Linked DNA regions of Homo sapiens: region 1 is linked to region 2. A link is a loop called in an ENCODE intact Hi-C map of the cell type or tissue named here. Cell type or tissue: endothelial cell of umbilical vein. All regions are shown on one strand. Each heading gives the region's core, and the rest is flanking DNA. Links, peaks and the distances in the headings are about the cores only.

Region 1 (9,452 bases), core at 340-8,339, 65 kb after region 2:
AAATGTTTTTATGACTCTGTTTAACACGTTGGCTTGTTACTTAAATGTTTTGTTTTCCAGATTTAATAATTTTTTTCTCTTAAGCTATCCATAATTTATAGTAACTGGTAAAATATACTTTTGTGAACACAGACAGAAGCATTTACTTTTTTTCCTACTTGATCTCACCAGAATTTGGAAACTATTTATGAGTATTCTTATGGCAATATGGTTATTTGCATACATTCAGTAAGAATTTGCTCTCTTTTTATAATAGGATACAGTTGGAAATATTGGTTGTAGTACCAAGGCTTTGACTGGAATGTTATATTCGAGAATGTACGTAGCATACATACCTGGCTTCAAGGGTTCCCAGCATTGCAGCAAGTGAGTAAAAATTGTCACTTCCTTGCAGGCCCAGGAATCTTAAGACTATGTAAAATCTGAAATCTACCTTGGTTCGGCTTTCTAGCCTCAAGAGCCTTTAAAATTTGAAGTCTGAGATTCTTTTGTGTTCAACGTAGAAAGAAAAAATTATGTTTCTAAATAAAAGCTATGGTACACCTGTAATTAGATTGTAGCCCTGAACACTGTTTCTGAGTTCTCATTATTTACCTATAGACTAAACTAAACCCTGAATTCTTCTAGATTCCTCCAATCCAACTTTTTTCCATGGAATTACTAAAAACAGGAACTGTTCTGTTCCTGGAGCATTATAAACTGAAATTAGATGAATTTTAATGAATAAGTCTAGGGCCTGATGTATGGATCACACAGAAAGTTCACCAAACTGCCTGATGCCATAACCAGAAATATTCAAACTGCAAGCCAGGGCAAGAAGTTGATAGCTTCACACTGCAAACAGCTTTTCTCAAGATGCCTGAACTTAATGACTCCATATTATAATGAGACTGTTACCACTCTTAATGCCTACCTTGCTCACTTGGCAAGGTAATGGTATCTTCTGCTGGTAACTTGACAGAACCTGGCCTAAGAGATCCTTTAGTCAGCCTAGTGGGTGACTTGGCAACATTCCTAATACAACTGGCTTACTCTGCTTTAATTCAATCCAGCCATAGGATACTAGATGCTAAAATTACTCTATAGGCCAGGTGCAGTGGCTCATACCTGTAATCCCAGAACTTTGGGAGGCCAAGCGGGGAGGATCACCTGAGGTCAGGAGTTTCAGACCAGCCTAGCCAACATGGTGAAACCCTGTCTTTACTGAAAATACAAAAATTAGTCAGGCGTGGGGGTACGTGCCTGTAATCCCAGCTACTCGGGAGGCTGAGGCAGGAGAATCACTTGAACCCGGGAGGCTGAGGTTGCAGTGAGCCAATATCACACCACTGCACTCTGACCTGGGCACCAAGAGCGAAACTGTCTAAAAAATAAATAAATTAATTAAATAAATAAAATTGCTCTACAGTATGTGTTGGTCAAGTAAGGAAATGCCTGCACTATTGCTAATGCTACATGCTGTACCAGGATAAATTCCTCTGGGAAAGTTGAGACCCACATACACAAAATAAGAAAACGGACTACATGTTTACTACAAAGCTCACTTAATTCCCTGTGGTCATTTGACTTATTCAATTTGGTTGTCTTTAAGCCTAGGTTTATGGCTCAAAACTATTATACAAATTGAGATTATCATTTTACTTCATATTTTCTTTTTTAAGCTTTGTACTTGTTACTTGTTAAATTCCTGCATAAGTACAACAGAGTAATGCTGGCCCAACACTTTGAGATGAAGCTAACACCTACAGAACAGACAAAATTGAGCTTCACAGTGGACTCTGGGTCCACTGTGGGCCTAGCATGAGATCCACTCCCTCCAACCTCTTTTGTTGCTCAAATGTGGCTAGAAGGGTTTTGATGCTGACTCCTGGTTACTAAACACTTCCTTCCAGCGGGGACCAGACCAGACCGAACTGGGACAGGTCTGTCCCAGCACCAAAGGACAATCGAAATCTAACCACAATCCAGACACAGTGGCATGTGCCTGTAGTCTCAGCTCGTCAGGAGGCTGAGACAGGAGAATCACTTGAACCCAGGAGTTTAAGGCCATCCTTAGTAACATAGCGAGACCCTCATCTCCAAACAACAACAACCTAACTACAGAACGATTGATCAGCAGTGCTTTTGGAGAAAGATTTTGATCAACAGGGGAAAGTGTGAAAGTTGTCAGACTCAAAGAGGAGTCACTTGTGTTGGAAACCTTGACAAACAGATCTGGGGAAGGCCATGAAAGGAAGGTTCTCATGCATAAATGTCTGATAACAGGAACTATCACAAGAGGTTCTACAACACCCGACGTCTTACCCCAAAACTATTGCACCCAAAAAACAAAAACTACCTCTTCAAAGACATCTGCCCAGCCACTACCTGTTCAACCTTGGATTAGCACCACCCTTGTTAATTGATCCTTACAAGTCAGATAATTATCTGACTCAACAATGATATGATCCTCCTAATTTTCCCTTTAAAAATCTTAGTCTTCCTTTACCTCCCTGAATACACACATAGTTTACTATGACACACATACTACCATTACAGTGCCTATTCCCAATTAATCATTTTCTTTTAGAGCATCTCCCTGTCTGTTATTTAGGTTGACAAGACTAAACGAATACAGTTTACACACAGTGCATAGGGCAGAGTGAGTGTGCAAACAGTATCAGCTAGCATTACTATTCCCCATCTGCTCATCCACCTCTTTCATCCCCACCTCTGTGAAGTCCACTCACACCTGTGAGACCCTCCTTTTTGCCCACGGTGTGCACGCATGTCTGCAAAGGACTAAACACTCTTCTGATGACTTTTGCTTGAATGTGACGTAGATCGTTCTCTCCATCTGCTTGTGTGTTATTTTAGAAGCAGAAGTGCTCAGGGAATAGAGTGAGACCAGTAGACTTCCTGGCTGACCAGGACCTTTGAAGGATGTGTGGGAATCTGCCACTCAAGGGAACATGAGAAATAAAGGTGTGGACATAGGAGATGGGATGGTAACATATTTGAGGAGTAGTGAGGACCCCAGTGTGACCAGAGCCTAGAGTGCAGGGCATGAAGTTTGAGATGAACACACTTTCAGAGATGGTCGGGGGACTTGCAGAGATGGGGGAGTTTCTGACCCGCCACATAAATGGAATCTCACAGTGTATGGTATTTTTTCACTGGCTTCTTTCACTTGGCATAAGTGAAACCACTGGAACCACTTCAAGGTTCATCCATGATGTAGTGTTATAGCTGTGTAAAGTAATATTTCTTTTTTTTCTTTTTTTTTTTTTTGAGACAGAGTCTCACTCTGTCACCCAGGCTGGAGTGCAGTGGTGCAACCTCGGCTCACTGCAACCTCCACCTCCCAAGTTCAAGTGATTCTTCTTCCTCAGCCTCCCGAGTAGCTGGGATTACAGGCATGCACCACCATGCCCAGCTGATTTTTGTATTTTTAGTAGAGACGGGGTTTCACCATGTTGGCCAGGCTGGTCTCAAACTCCTGACCTCAGGTGATCCACCTGCCTCAGCCTCCCAAAGTGCTGGGATTACAGGCGTGAGCCATGGCACCCAGCCAAGTAATATTTCATTGTATGTATAGACCACGTTTTGCTTCTCCGTTTATCTGTTGATGGACATTTGCATTGTTTCTGGGTTTGGCTTTTATGAATAATGCTGCTCTGAACATCCAAGTACAAGTGTGTATGTGATATATGTCTTTGTTTCTATCGAATATATATCCAAGAGAGTAGAAGTGGCTGAGTCATATGGTGAGTCATATGCTGGGTCTTATGGTAATATGTTTAACTTTTTGAAGTGGGGGAGAATAGGATCTGGAGGCAGGAAACCTAAGGCTGATTCACCCTGACTTCCTAGAACTAAATCAAAAGAAAAATCCCAGCTTTCCATGCCCAAGTACCAAAAGGACCAGAGGCTACTCTCTTTGCAAACCCCCACCTTTTCTGCAAGGCAGATGGAAAATTGGAAGTACCTCTAATTGGTTGCTTTCTGCAACCAGACGTTTGCATAGGAAGGTAGCTTTGTAACTTCAGCCTCTGACTGTAGGCCAAGTCTTCATTTGCATAGGAGTGCATCTTTGTAACTTCACTTTAGCTTCTGATTGGTTGCTTTCCGCAACTAATCAGACTGATTGCAGGCCACCACTTCATTTACATGGGGTGAACACCAAGTGGCCAATGGGAAACCTCTAGAGGGTATTTGGACCCAAGAAGATTCTCTATCCGGGGCCCTTGAGCTGCTGCTTGGGCCGCTCCCACGCTATGGAGTATACTTTCATTTTCAGTAAATCTCTGCTTTCGTTGCTTCATTCTTTCCTTGCTTTGCTGTGCATTTTGTCCAATTCTTTGTTCGAAATGCCTAGAAACTGGACAACCTGCAGTCAAGACCCTCCACCAGTAACAGAAGAACTACCGATTTTTTTTCCCAAAGTGGCTGCACCCTTCAATATTCCCACCATCAGTGTAAGAGAGTTCCAATTTCACCACATCCTCACCAACACTTGGTAGTATGTATGTTTCTGATAATAGCCATCCTCTTGGGTATTAAGAAGGCTTTCATTCTGGTTTTGGTTTGCATTTCCCTAATGACTAGCGATGTTGAGCATCTTTCCATGTGCTTTGGCCATTGGTATACCTGCTTTGGATAAATGTCTATTCAAATTATTTGCCCATTTTTAAAATTAGGTTGTGTTTTCATTATTGAATTGTAAGAATTCTTTATATATTCTGGATATAAGTCCTTGTCAGAGACATGATTTGCAAAGATTTTGATACAGACAACATTTTTTGTGCATTGTTTTCCCACTTTCTTGATAGTTTGTAGCACAAAAGTTTTTAATTTTTAATTTTTTATAGAGACAGTGTCTTGCTATGTTGCCCAGGCTGGTTTCGAACTCCTGACGAAAGTTTATCATTTTGATGAAGTCTACTATATCTGTTTTTTCCTTTTGTTGTTTTGTGCAATTGATGCCATATTTAAGAAGACATTACCCAAAGTCATGAAGATTTACTCCTGAGTTTTATTCTAAGAGTTTTAGTTGGACCTATTTTGACCTACTTTATGTGTATTATGTGAGGTTGGGGAACTGACTTTATTCCAGATATCCTATCTTTACCAAAGGCTTGAGTGTCTATTACTGAATGAAAATTGTTTTAGATTTTTGACAAGTGTGCTTGAATTTCAGAGCAGGGACTTGGGCTCAGTATCTTTGAGGTAGGTAGCAAATGATTCCTTTTCACAGTAAAAACAAATAAAAACCTGATCTCTTTATTTGTTGAACAGTTTCTTCTTTTCTGTCTTTAGTTCTCTCTCTTTGTCAAAATACTGAACTTTCCAAATCCTTATCTTTTCTTTAGTTTCCTTTCTTTTTCACTTGCCATTATATTGTAATATTGCAAGCACATTCCTATATTAGAACACACACACACACACACACACACACACACACACACACACACACACACGGCCCCATTTCTCCCACTTCTTCATCTATCCTGTGCTTTCGTTACCGTTCTCTAGGTCAGCCCAGGGTTCTGGTCAGCAAATGAGCCTGATGCCATCACTCTCTCATTCACCCCACATCTCTTTGGGGCAAACCAGAACCCTCACCAGACTGACCTCCAGTTTAGGCTCTGCTGTGTACTGAACATGTAGATCTGAGGAAGCAGCATCCACGTCAGGCACCATGCATAAAAGGGAGGGTTGGATGGGATCGATCACAGATATTGGAAGGATATGATCCCTCTTCCGATCACTCACAGTGGGTCTTTGCTCACCTCAGGTGTGTATTGACCTTACAACAAATTGCACAATGGGTCCCTCCCAACCCGAGGCTACCTTCCTTTCTCTTGGGTGAAAAATTGCAGTTAGAATGAAGTGCAGATCCCTCTCCAAGGCCTGCGAGTCATGTGAGCCACTCACCTCCCTTGGCCACTGTCCTCTGCTTGCTGGGTGCATCTGGCCGGTTTCTGCTCCTGAGCCCTGCTGGGGGCCTGTCCCCAGGTCTGCTTGAGGCTGTCCTCCCCCTAATGTCTTGGCGGGCAGGCCTCAGCCTCGGGAGCGTTCTCTGAGCACCTAGGGAAGTCACAGCCCTCACCTCAGCTTCTTCACTCTTGATCCTGTGGCAACATGTGCATCCCCTCAGGCCCTGCTGCTCCCTTGCACCTCCTGTCTGTGTCCCCTGCGGGTCAGCAGGTCAGCCTGGAGGACCGGGACCCTGCCTACCTCACTGGCAGTGCATCTCCCCATTCCAAGCTGGGACTGGCACTCGGAAGGAGCTCAGATAATGCCTCTTAACTAGGCGTTTTCCTAGGTACCCATGCAGCCTCTCTTTTCCTTTCCTTTGGCTTCCGCCTGTCCTACAGGGATCACTAAGGGAGCAGTCAAGGTTGGGGAGCATGGGTGGAGGGGGAGGCGGATGGCCCTTCAGATCAGTTCCATAGCGCAGCTCGCAGATGACAGGGGACAGATGGGAGCTCACCGCGGGCTTGCCAGGCCAGACAGCGAGTGAGGACGCCAGGGACAAGTTAGCAAGGCCAGTTGCAGCCTGGGTCCCGCACCTGCTCTCAAGGGCATTGAGTGCCCTCTTCTGCTGAGCTGAACCCACCTGCATGTAGGGGCGAGTTGGGGGGTGGCCGGTGCCAAGGGTGTCAGGAGTCAGTTACTGGCCATGAGGCCTGCACAAATCACTTCCGCTGCCTGCATCTGGGATTGCCCCTTTCTCAAATCAGCATGAACAGTGCCCATCTCCTAGGTTATTATGGTCAGGGTGAAGTCATTTTAGACACGGAAGTCCTGAGAATAACACCTACAACTAAAGGCGTGAGTTAGCTGTTATTATCACATGAAGGTGTGAGTTAGCCGTTATCACATGAAGGTGTGAGTTCGCCGATATTACATAAAGGTGTGAATTAGCTGTTATTCCATGAGGAGAAGAGAAAACGAGTAACACAGAAGTGATGCAGGCAGCCCCTCTCCCCAGGCACCCGCCCCAGGGCCTCTGCACTTTGCATACAGCTGGCGCCCAGCCCCTCTCAGAAGTCACCGAGCTGACAGCACAATGGGGCAAAGAAAGGAGCGGCTGTGAACAAACACTGAGCTGACGACCACGGCCTGGGGTTCCTATTGTCCAGGCACATTCTCCTCACGCCTCCCCACTTCAATTTTTTATTTTAATTAACATGACTAAACTGGGCACCCAAGGTCTTTGTCCTCATCTCAGCCAGCCTAACCTGCAGGCTCTTCGGGAACATGGTTGGGAGAAGCGATGTTCTCCCAATTAGAAATACAGGGTTTTGCACAAAGTGACAATCCAAGGACCATTTTCATTTTCATCATTTTCAAATCAAAAGCATTTTCCAGCCTCCTTCTGAAGGAAAGCAATGGGCACGCGGGACCCTTAAACAGACTCCTTACAGAGGCAGATGCCTGTCAGGTGGACCAGGTAGGACCGGGCACCCTCATTCAGCAGCAGGATTGGATTAGCTTTCTGTCCTCTGGCGAGGTCACCCGAAGCCCAGCTGCGAATGCAAATTTGCAGTGAGAAAGGGTGCGGTTTCCAATCTCCACCAGTCAGCAGGAGAGCCAGTTACCTAGGTGACAGACTGTGCTGTTTTCCTGGTTAAATTCACAGGAAGGAGAGGAAGGGGAAAATATTTAAACGAGCCTGAGCCTTGAGCTAACCCTCCTCCCTGGTGAAGCCTGATCTCCAGCCATCGCTGAGAATTGTGGACCACATTTTAACCTGTTCTCTCACTTCCTAATCCTTCTTCCAGTCAATGCCATCGACTGCAAGTTTGATTGTTCCTGGTGTATTTTTCAATTTATATCAACAGGCAAAAAAAGCAAAAGGCAGCAGGGCAATTTGTGTTTTCACAAGTGAGTTTTATTTGCTTCCTTTGTAGCAATTAATGCTAAATTCTCAGGTTACAATACGAAAAAGAAGCTTGTATGAGAGAGTAATGACTGCTCTTTCTCTGTCTCAGATTATAAAGAAGTAGCAATACTTGAATAACTGTAAGGCTGTGGTTTAAATGTATCTATGTATCCATTTATGTACCTACACAGACATTACGGCTATTATATACAATTTTCTTCCTTCCTTCCCTTCCTTCTTCCCTCCCTCCCTCCCTTTTTCTCTTCCTTCCTTCCTCTCTCCTGCTCTTTTTCTTGGCAGACACATTCAGACTGAAATGTCCCCTGTCCTCAAGCACTTCACAATCTAGTTGGGAGACAGACCAAGAAGTAGCTATGTCTCAAATGCCAAGCAGTCTTCGCCAGCCCACTGAGTCAGGAAAATCACATTAAGATAGACAACCCACAGTTTCCATTCTCACCCCCTCCTCCTCCACAGGACCTCACTCCCAAGTCCCCTCCCCTCCGGGGCGGCTGATCAATAAGGCAGGCTGGACAAATCGAGGGACAAATAAATAAATGAACAAAAATTATATAGGGTCCAATCAGGTATGCCTTGATATAGGTATGAATATATTCCTGAAAATTGGTTCAATTCATTTAGATCATCTATTTTAAAACATAGGAAGAGAGCTTACTATTTAAAGTAACTTAATAGTGAATCATTTTGTAAAGCACGGAAATTACTTTCATTTTGTAATGATCATGATTAACTTTATTTGGCATGGATTATCACATATGGATTTTTCGTTTTCTTTTTGTTAGAGACAGGGTCTTACTGTGTCAACCCAGACTGAGTGCAATAGTGTGATCACAGCTCACTGTAGCCTTGAACTCCTGGGCTCAAGCGATCCTCCTGCCTCAGCCTCCTGAGTAGTGGGGACTATAGGCCTGTGTCACCAAGCCTGACTAAATTGTTTTATTTTTTGTAGAGACAGGGTCTCACTATTTTGCCCAGGCTTGGACTTTTTGTATACACGTCTCATAATATTCTAGAGACTCTATGTACCCATGAAAATTAAAAATATTTTAAAACATTCTAGAGACTCATCCAGGAAGCTGTGACGAATCCCAGACTGTCAGAAGCCAAGGTCAGGGAAGCCGACCTGAATTTGTTACTACAGTTACCAATCAGGAATTTGGTAGGAAAGCTTTTTTTAAAATTTATTTTTTATGTTTTTAAATTAAGGCTTCTCTTTCCAGAAGTTAGTCCTGACTGGTACCTGCAGGAAGGTTGAGCTCTGTGAGTGAGTAGCTCACAGGCCACCGATACCAGAGCCGATAGGAACATAGCCAGTGAGTGTTTTGTAAAAGCCCAGCAATGGGATACCTTGGGAGTCCACCTGTATAATATTCAACAACTGCAAAACTGGCGTGTGGTGGTAGAAATCAGGAGGTATCTTTGGAAGAGACGGAAGAGCTAGTCAAAATAAAACTCGATTAACGCTTCAACGGAAGTGCTTGCTGCGTGCTAAAACCAAACCTCAGGCCGGGAAACACCAGATCGGATGAAGGCGTGAGGAAAGCGTGGCGGAGGTGCTTAT
Region 2 (9,452 bases), core at 495-8,494:
AGGGTCTGATGTAGGGGCCAGGGTGTAGCTTGGGCAGCAGGATTCTTAAAAGCTCCGCAGGGATGCTACCGTGCAGCCAGGGCCTGGCATCACCAGCTAAAGGGCTTGATCCCAGGCACGCACTGTACAATCTTTCACCACCTCAGTAAAAGTGACGGCACAAGAAACCACTTGTCAAAACCTGCTCCTGGCACTGCCGCCCTCTAATCTTCCCACAGAGAAGGGCCCAAACATCTAGAGTCACTTAAAAGGGTGTTTTGCAAAAGGTTGAGAGCAAAGGTGAACATGGGTATCACCTTCTACCCATCTCATCAATCAGCTAGAAAATGCAGGGTACCCTTCAGAAAATACATAATGAGCCAAGCTGGAGACTTCACGGGGATGGCTCCGGAGCAGGGTGTGACCTGAGACAGTAAGAAGGGAGACAAGAGAGTTTTCCTAAGGTGCTAGAACAAACCTTGTGCAGCCAACCCACAATCTTGTCAAACAAATCCTTCAAGACAGTTGAAATCCTTCAACACAAAGTACTCAGGGTCAAGCGATGACTCTTCCCTCCAAAGCTTCAACGGAGTTGGAGGAGGAAAAGAGTTCTTGATTGCCACAAATTGGGGAGGGGGGGTGCTACCAGCATCTAGTGGGCAGAGGCTAGGAACACCGTTAAGCATCCTGCAGTCCACAGGATAGTCCCCACAACGAAGCAGGACCCAGTCTAAAACGACAGCAGAGAAACCCTGCTCCAAGCAGATTACTCAAGTGATTCCTCTAGCAACCCTCACCTGTAATGTTTCCACGAGGGTTAGATGACAACTGGGCCTTATTACTTAGGTGACCCTGTGAGTAACCTCGTTTACAAATAAGTTCAAAATAATGTTTATGGCTCTTTCTCAAGGGAAGATAAAAACGACATATCCAAACCCAAACCAAGATTCCTACACATGAGAACCCTTGGAAACAAACAAGAAACTCTGAGTGTTACTTCAAGATTGAAAAGTAAAAACGGCCTGGCCAAGCCCCACCACTGACCCAGCCAGCTGGCCGGCCCACTCCCACCTGCGAGGACGCTCCTGTAGCCTCCTCAGTGCCAATGCTTGAGGTTCTCAATCATTAACAGGATACTAACGGCCAAGCACAGTGGCTCACGCCTGTAATCCCAGCACTTTGAGAGGCCGAGGTGGGTGGATCACTTGAAGTCAGGAGTTCAAGACCAGCCTGGCCAACATGGTGAAACCCCATCTCTACTAAAAATACAAAAATTAGCCAGGTGTGGTGGCAGGCATCTGTAATCTCAGCTACCGGGAAGGCCAAGGCAGGAGAATCGCTTGAACCCAGGAGGCAAAGGTTGCAGTGAGGCAAGATCACGCCACTTCACTCCAGCCTGAGCGACAGAGACTCCCTCTCAAAAACAAACAAACAAACAAACAAAAAATGAGGCCGACACAGATACAGACAGGCACTTGTGAAAAACCATATCATCTTCAAATTTTAATGTTTCCTATAGTTTACAGAAACAATACATGGAGGATTTTTCAGCAGTGATTTTGTTTCTCTCATTTATGAAAAAAAGCTTTACTAATGCCCATGAATAAACACAGAAGATCAAACACTCCCCGGCCTCGTCTCACCTCAGCCCCCGAGGTGGTCTGACAGTCCCGAGGGCTGCCCTGCGCCCTGGCTCCCAGGCACTGCGTCCTCAGCTCTCACCTTCCTCCCCCCTGCCAGGAGAGATGAGCCACGTGTGATGCGAAAACAACTGGCAACGGTCTACCCGCAACTGTTGAGTGCTAAACAGTACACAGATAGATGTCTGATCAATGAACACGGCTTTGCCTGGGCAACCAGAGCACATCCGCACCCAAAGATGAACAGTGTCTACGTTCAAATGCCAACTGCCTGATGAATGCCCTCCCCATTTCCTGCTCCCCTTGTCCCAGGAACACTGCTGAAGGTCACACGAAAGCATATCTACGATGCAAGGAACAAACACACACCTAACTGCCCCCACCCCCAACATTCTTTCAGGGGAGAATAACCACCCTGTACAAACAGCCATGGGGAGCGGCACCCTGCCAGCACCTGGGGTCCATCCTCTCTCTGGGGCTTATTCTCAGGTCAGAATTCAAGTGCTGCCTGATTACCTGCCCAACAGGGAGACATTCAGTTGGGCTGTGTAACTATGTATGGGTGACTCGGCGTCTTTTCAATGCGAATGATTTTTTATTACCAGGGAGAAAAAAACAACACAACTTGCTTATTTGGCTCATAATCATACCATTTCAACGTACGATGGCTCACTTGAGTCTGAGCAACACCAAGAAACAGCACTCAGGCCGTAGAGAATCCTATGGAGTATTTTCTAAGCATTTCTATTTCTCTGACTCTTGATTCTGCACTTGAAGATAAAAGTTACCTAAATTAGCCAAACACGGCAGCTCACCCCTGTAATCCCAAAACTTTGGGAAACTGAGGTGGGAGGATTGTTTGAGCTCAGGAGTTTGAGACTAGCCTGGGCAACATGATGAGACCCAGTCTCTACTAAAAAATAAATAAATAAATAAATTTAAAAAATCAAAAAAATTAGCCGGGTGTGGTGGCACACGCCTGTAGTCTCAGCTACTCGGGAGGGTGAGGCAGGAAGATCCCTTGAGCCCAAGAGGTCAAGGCTGCAGTGAGCCATGATCCCTGGGCAACAGAGCGAGACCCTGTCTCAAAAAAAATGAAGATTAAAAGAATAAAGTTACCTAAATTATATTACATCAATAACATGACTTGTAGCATATAAATTCAACAGACCCCAAGAGAATCAAATACAAATTTTGAGGCGGGACACAGTGGCTCACGCCTGTAATCCCAGCACTTTGGGAGGCTGAGACAGGTGGATCACTTGAGGTTAGGAGTTCAAGACCAGCCTGGACAACATAATGAAACCCCGTCTCTACTGAAAATACAAAAATTAGCCAGGTGTGGTGGTGCACACCTGTAATCCCAGCTACTCAGGAGACTGAGGCAGGAGAATCACTTGAACCTGGGAGGCAGAGGTTGCAGTGAGCTGAGATCACACCACTGCACTCCAGCCTGGGTGACAGGGTGGGACTCTGTCTCAAAAAAAAATTTTTTTTTTGAGAAGAGCAGTAGTTTCTATTTTTCCCATAGCACAGACAATGCTACAAATTTGATGCAGTTTACTGCCTAGTGAAAGTCTAAATTATTCAGAAATATGTGCTGTCTATATTTTAATTATTATTTTTTTTCTTGAGACGAAGTCTCGCTCTTGCCCCCCAGGCTGGAGTGCGATGACGCGATCTTGGCTCACTGCAACCTCTGCCTCCCAGGTTCAAGCGATTCTCTTGCCTCGGCCTCCTGAGTAGCTGGGATTACAGACGCCTGCCACCATGCCTGGCTAATTTTTGTATTTTTAGTACAGACGGGGTTTCACCATGTTGGCTAGGCTGGTCTTGAACTCCTGACCTCAGGTGATCTGCCCGCCTCGGCCTCCTAAAGTACTGGGATTAGAGGCATGAACCATCGTGCCCAGCCTATTTTAATTATCATTATTATTATTTTTTACTTTTTTATCTTTTTTTGAGATGGAGTCTTGCTCTGTCGCCCAGGCTGGAGTGCAGTGGCACAATCTTGGCTCACTGCAAGCTCTGACTCCCGGGTTCACGCCATTCTCCTGCCTCAGCCTCCCGAGTAGCTATGACTACAGGCGCCCGCCACCACGGCCGGCTAATTTTTTGTATTTTTAGTAGAGATGGGGTTTCACCGTGTTAGCCAGGATGGTCTTGATCTCCTGACCTCGTGATCCGCCCACCTCGGCCTCCCCAAAGTGCTGGGAAAACAGACGTGAGCCACCGCACCCAGCCAATTATTTTTAAGAAAAGCAGCAAGCACAGTGTCTGTTTCACTACAAGTCAGAGGTTCCATTCTAACGTGTAGGTAAAATGCTGAAACGCCCTGCACATTATCAGAGATTCCCATCTTCCAAGAAAGGCTGTCTTAGAGAAGGAGAGAAATAGATGGATCTTCAATCTCTCAGGAAGTCTGCAAAGTAATGTTCACACAGCATCGCTGCGTCCAAGGTAGCCATCCCAAGGGTGCCATAATCTGCCCTAAAAGGTCCCCCGGAGCCTGCAGTGCTGTGGGCGAGACTGCACAGGAAATAAAAAGAAGGCAGCTGTACAGCGCACAGGGGACAAGCCGGCGTTGTCCAAGCCCAGCGAGGAGCCTGGCTGACGTTCAGGAAGTTGATGAACAGAAGCGGCTTCGCTTATCACTAACCAAACAGGCCAATTTCATGACTCACAGTCATTGTCAAAAAACTTGACCTACAGTGGAATTACTGGCCTTTATTAACTATCCTTAGGTAATGATATAAAGAATCAGAAATTCCTCAGCAAGAGATTTTTAAATAATGTTTTGGCTCTTTCTCAAGGGAAAAATAAAGATGATAAAACCTTCACCCATGGAACAAATATTTATCCAGCGTTTCATAAGGACGGGGCTGTGTAGAGAGACACAGACATACCAAAAGGCAAAGAGGTGAGTGGGCCAAAATGCCATTGAGGGATCAAATGGGATTCGGATCTGCTGGCTGGCACGGACTCCGCACCAAGAAAGCACTTTCAGGACATATATAGCTAAGTGATCAAGGCTGGGTGGCTCTGGCAGAGATCAATGGAACAGAGCAGAGAACCCAGAAACAGACCCAAACACATGTGCCCAACTGATTTTTGACAACAATGCAAAAGTAATTCGATGGAGGAAAGGTGGCCTTTTCAACAGACGGTGCCAGAGTAACTGGGTGTTCACAGGCCAAAAAAATGAAGCTTGACCTAAGTTTCATAGCATATACAAAAATTAATTCAAAATGGATCACAGACATACATGTGCAATGTAAAACAATAAAACTTTCCAAAAAATACATAGGAGAAAATATTCAGGATGTAGGGTTAGGCACAGAGCTTTTAAAATTGATACCACAAAAGGAATCATTCTTAAATTGGGCTTCATAAACTAAAAACTTTTGCCCTGAGAAAACCTTGTAAGAGGATGAGAAGACAAGCTACGGAGTAAGAGAAAATATTTGCAAACCATATATATATATATATATATATATATATATATATATATATATATATATATATATATATATTTGTCTTCTTGGGAAGCCAAAGTGAGAGGATCACTTGAGTCCAGGAGTTTGAGACAGCCTGAGCAACACTGTGAGACCTCATCTCTACAAAAGATTTTCTACAGTCAGCTGGGTGCGGTGGCGTATAACTCTAGTCCTAGTTACTCAGAAGGCTGAGGCAGAGGATCCCTTGAGCCCCAGAGTTCAAGGTGGCAGTACATCACGAGTATACCACTGTACTCCAATCTGGGTGACAGAGGGAGACCCTGTCTCTAAAAAAATTTTAATTAATTAACTTAATGTACAAAGAACTCTCAAAACTCAACAATGAAAAAAAATATATAACAGGCAGGCCTTAAGCCTGTAATCCCAGCACTTTGGGAGGCTAAGGCAGGAGGATCCCTTGAGGCCAGGAGTTTGAGACCAGACTGAGCAAAATGGCAAAACCCTGTCTCTCCAAAAAATACGGAAATTAGCTGGGCATGTGGCACTAGCCTAGCTACTCGGGGCCGGGGGTGGGGGTGGAAAGTGCTTAGGCGAGAGGACTGCTTGAGCCCAAGGAGGTCCAGGCTGCCTTGAGCTGTGATCACACCACTGGACTCCAGCCTGGGAGACAGCAAGACCTTGTCTCAAAAAACAGTACAATAAGCAAGCAATCCAGCTGGGCGTGGTGGCTCACATCTATAATCCCAGCACTTTGGGAGGCTGAGGTGGGTGGATCACCTGAGGTCAGGAGTTTGAGACCAGCCTGGCCAACATGGTGAAACCCTTGTTTCTTCTAAAACAAAAAGAAAAAGCTGGGCATGGTGGCGTGCACCTGTAATCCCAGCTACTCGGGAGGCTGCGGCAGGAGAATCGCTTGAACTCGGGAGGCGGAGGTTGCAGCGAGCCGAGATCAATCACGCCACTGCACTCCAGCCTGGGCGACAGAGCGAGACTCCGTCTCAAAAAAAAAAAAAAAAAAAAAAAAAAAAGAATGGACAACATAAGAAGGCCCCACATGGGACTAGCAGAAGTTTTAGAAAGAATACAGGTGATGAAAGGAAATACAATTCAGAGAAAATTTCACTATCGAACACTATTCGGAGTGAGAATTCTCCAGATTTCATGACAGACTTAATCAGACTGACGGTGAATGCTGAGCAAAATAAGAATAAATCTAGATAAAGTGGACTGAAACTATAGAATACCAAACACAAAAAGAAAAGTATAAGAGTCATCAGGAAGACAGATTAGCTTCAAAAATAAAAATTATGCTGACAGCAGACCTCTCTACAGCAAAATGAGCCAAAAGATAATAAAATATTATCTTCAAAGTGTTGGAATTCCACACCCAACTAAATAGATTTCAAGACAATATGAAATGAAAGCAATACTGCTAACTGAAAAAAACTGCTGAAGGATGTATTAAAAGATCAGCAAGAAGGAAACTGAACTCAGAGAAGTAACACTCAAGAAGCAATGATAAGTAAACAAATAGGCAATTAAATTAACTGTAAATTAATCTAAACAAGCATTAGCTATTAAATAAGTTTTTAAAAGGTCATTTTAAAAAGATGAAACTAAAATGATACTAAAACATATGAAAGACAAGATTTGATTAAAGTTGAAGCTTTCTAAGATGGCTGTATTCTTCAGGAGGAGAATACAGCTAATGATTAGTTTTAAACTTCAATTCAAACATGCATGTTAAACATGTGAGTGATCATTAAAATCACAGAAATAGAATGTATAACTTCCCAACTAAGACACAGAATTAAAAACTCAAAGAGAAGTCAAAGAAAGAGAGAGAGAGAGAGGGAGGGAGGGAGGGAAGCAGGGAGAGAGAGAGAGAGAGAGAGAAGGAGCAAGCAGGGAAAATAAAGAACATAAAATGCAATGACAGAAATAAACTCAAACCATCAGTAGCCACAATGCTTATATATGCATTAAATTTATCAGTTTAAAAAAGAGAGAGTCTCAGATCCCATTTTTAAAAAATGTAGCTACATTCTGTTCAGAAGAAATACACTGAAAACATAATGACATAGAAAAATGAAACTAAAGAAACCATAGAAAAGCTATCCCAGGCCATGCAAAGGACATGAACAGACATTTCTCAATTGAAGACATGTACCTGGTCAAGAAACATGAAGAAATGCTCCACATCACTAATCATCAGAGAAATGCAAATTAAAACCACAATGAGATATCATCAAACACCGGTCAGAATGGCTGTTATTAAAACATCAAAAAACAGCAGATGTTGGCATGGATATGGAGAAAAAGGAACTCTTATACACTGTTAGTAGGAATGTAAATTAGTACAGCTCTATGGAAAACAGTATAGGGAATTCTCAAAGTAGTAAAAATAGAACTACCATTCAACCCAGCAATCTCATTAATGTGCATCTACCCAAAAGAAATTATATTAAAAAAATACCTACACTCATGTGTTTATTGAAGCAATATGCACAATAGCAAAATCATGGAATCAACCTAAGTATCCATCAATAGACGATTAGATAAAGAAAGTGTGGTATATATACACCATGGAATACTACGCAGCAATAAAAAAGAATGAAACCCTGTCTTTCGCAGCAACATGGATGGAGCTGGAGGCCATTATCCTAAGTCAAATAACTCAGACACAGAAAATCCAATACTGCATGTTCTCACTTACAATTGAGAGCTAAACAATGGGTAAACATAGACACAAAGATGTAAATAATAGACACTGGGGAGTCCTTAAGCGGGGAGAATGGGCGGGATGGTGGTGAGGGTTTAAACAAATTATCTACTGAGTACAGTCACCGTTCGGGTGGTGGGTGCACTAGAAGCCCAAACCTCACTATTATGCAAGATACTCATGCAGCAAACCTGCACACATGCCTCCGAATCTAAAATTTAAAGAAATTTTAAAAAGAATTACCAAAACCCTGGGGTTCAAACCACCACCATCTCTCTCAAGGATTTACTGGAGAAGCCTCCTAACTTGCCTCCTCCACTCTCCCCCTTATTATGGACTGAACGTTTATGCCCTCCCCCAAATTCATATGTGGAAGCCCTGACCCTCAGCGTGATGTTCTATGGAGGTGGGGCCTTGGCCCCATGATGGGGTTAATATCTTTATGAAAAGAGGAAGAAACACCAGAACATTGCTTGTTGCGCGCGCGCATGCGCACTCGCTCTCTCTCGCTCGCTCTTGCGCGCGCGCGCGCTCTCTCTCTCTCTCTCTCTCTCCTCTTATTCTCACCCTCATGCTCTCTGCCATGTGAAAACACAGCAAGAAGGCAGCTATCTGTAAGCAGGGAAGAGGGCTCTCGCCAGGAACCAAATTGACTAGCATTTTGATTTTCGACTTCCCAGCCTCCAGAACTGTCAGAAATAAATGTCTGTTGTTTAAGACAAAAAAAAAAAAAAAAAAAAGAAAAAAAGAAAAAAAAGCTATCCCAAGCCAATACTACCCAAAAGAAATTTGGTATAGATGATGAAAGCAGATAAAAAAGAATTTACAGCAAAAAGCAATACATTAGAATAAAGAGGTCATTACCAACTGATAAAGGGAATAACTCATCACAAGGAAGAGTCCTAAATCTGTTTTCACTTAAAAATACGGTATCAAGACCAGGCGCGGTGGCTCACGCCTGTAATCCCAGCACTTTGGGAGGCCGAGGCGGGCAGATCACGAGGTCTGGAGATTGAGACCATCCTGGCTAACATGGTGAAACCCTGTCTCTACTAAATATGCAAAAAAAATTAGCCGGGCGTGGTGGCGGGTGCCTGTAGTCCCAGCTGCTCCGGAGGCTGAGGCAGGAGAATGGCGTGAACCCGGGAGGCAGAGCTTGCAGTGAGCCGAGATCGTGCCACTGCACTCCAGCCTGGGCGACAGAGAGAGACTCCATCTCAAAAAAAAAAAAAAAAAGAAAAAAAAAAAAAGAAAATGGCACCAAAATACATAACGCAAAGTTTGACAAATTACAAGAATAAAATTAAAATGCGCAATTATAATGGGACCAAAAGCTATAAAGGATATAGAAAATTTGAATACAGCGAACAAATGAGTCAATACATTTTTCCAAATTGCAACAACACACTAATGAACTATAAATCAATCTTATAACCACCATTAAAAAATTTTTTTAGCTGAATGGAAAATAACAGAGTGTACCCCAAATGACAAAGTTAAGCATTACTTTGTTAAACCTTTGTGTATTTGTAAAACCTTTGTATAGTTGTATATTGAGTGATGATGCCCTTTTTGCTGTGGGTTACAATTGAAGTCTTCAATCTAACAGATTTAAATCAAAGTCTGCACCCCAAAACACATTCGTCTCAAGCA

Evidence for each region. Peaks named below come from ENCODE experiments on the same cell type or tissue, not always from the same donor. Only the 100,000 strongest peaks of a DNase experiment are listed, where the experiment ranks them.
Region 1: a loop joins it to region 2, with 6 times the contacts of the local background. A loop is called at or near these places in 2 of 110 quality-filtered maps.

What each region holds. Positions count from the first base shown.
Region 1 is chr18:8,660,061-8,669,512 of GRCh38, reverse strand. No RefSeq gene overlaps it. Among named protein-coding and RNA genes, the nearest start is that of RAB12-AS1, 28 kb to the right of the region's middle. RefSeq lists enhancers at 6,662-7,246, 9,217-9,452 and a silencer at 9,363-9,452. In endothelial cell of umbilical vein, for the core only: no CTCF peak of the experiment used is centred there; DNase peaks (open chromatin) are centred at 3,752 and 7,612; H3K27ac peaks cover 626 bases.
Region 2 is chr18:8,725,374-8,734,825 of GRCh38, reverse strand. The region is part of intron 3 of MTCL1 (microtubule crosslinking factor 1); the gene reads right to left. Among named protein-coding and RNA genes, the nearest start is that of GACAT2, 22 kb to the right of the region's middle. RefSeq lists an enhancer at 4,121-4,415. In endothelial cell of umbilical vein, for the core only: no CTCF peak of the experiment used is centred there; a DNase peak (open chromatin) is centred at 4,255; H3K27ac peaks cover 4,251 bases.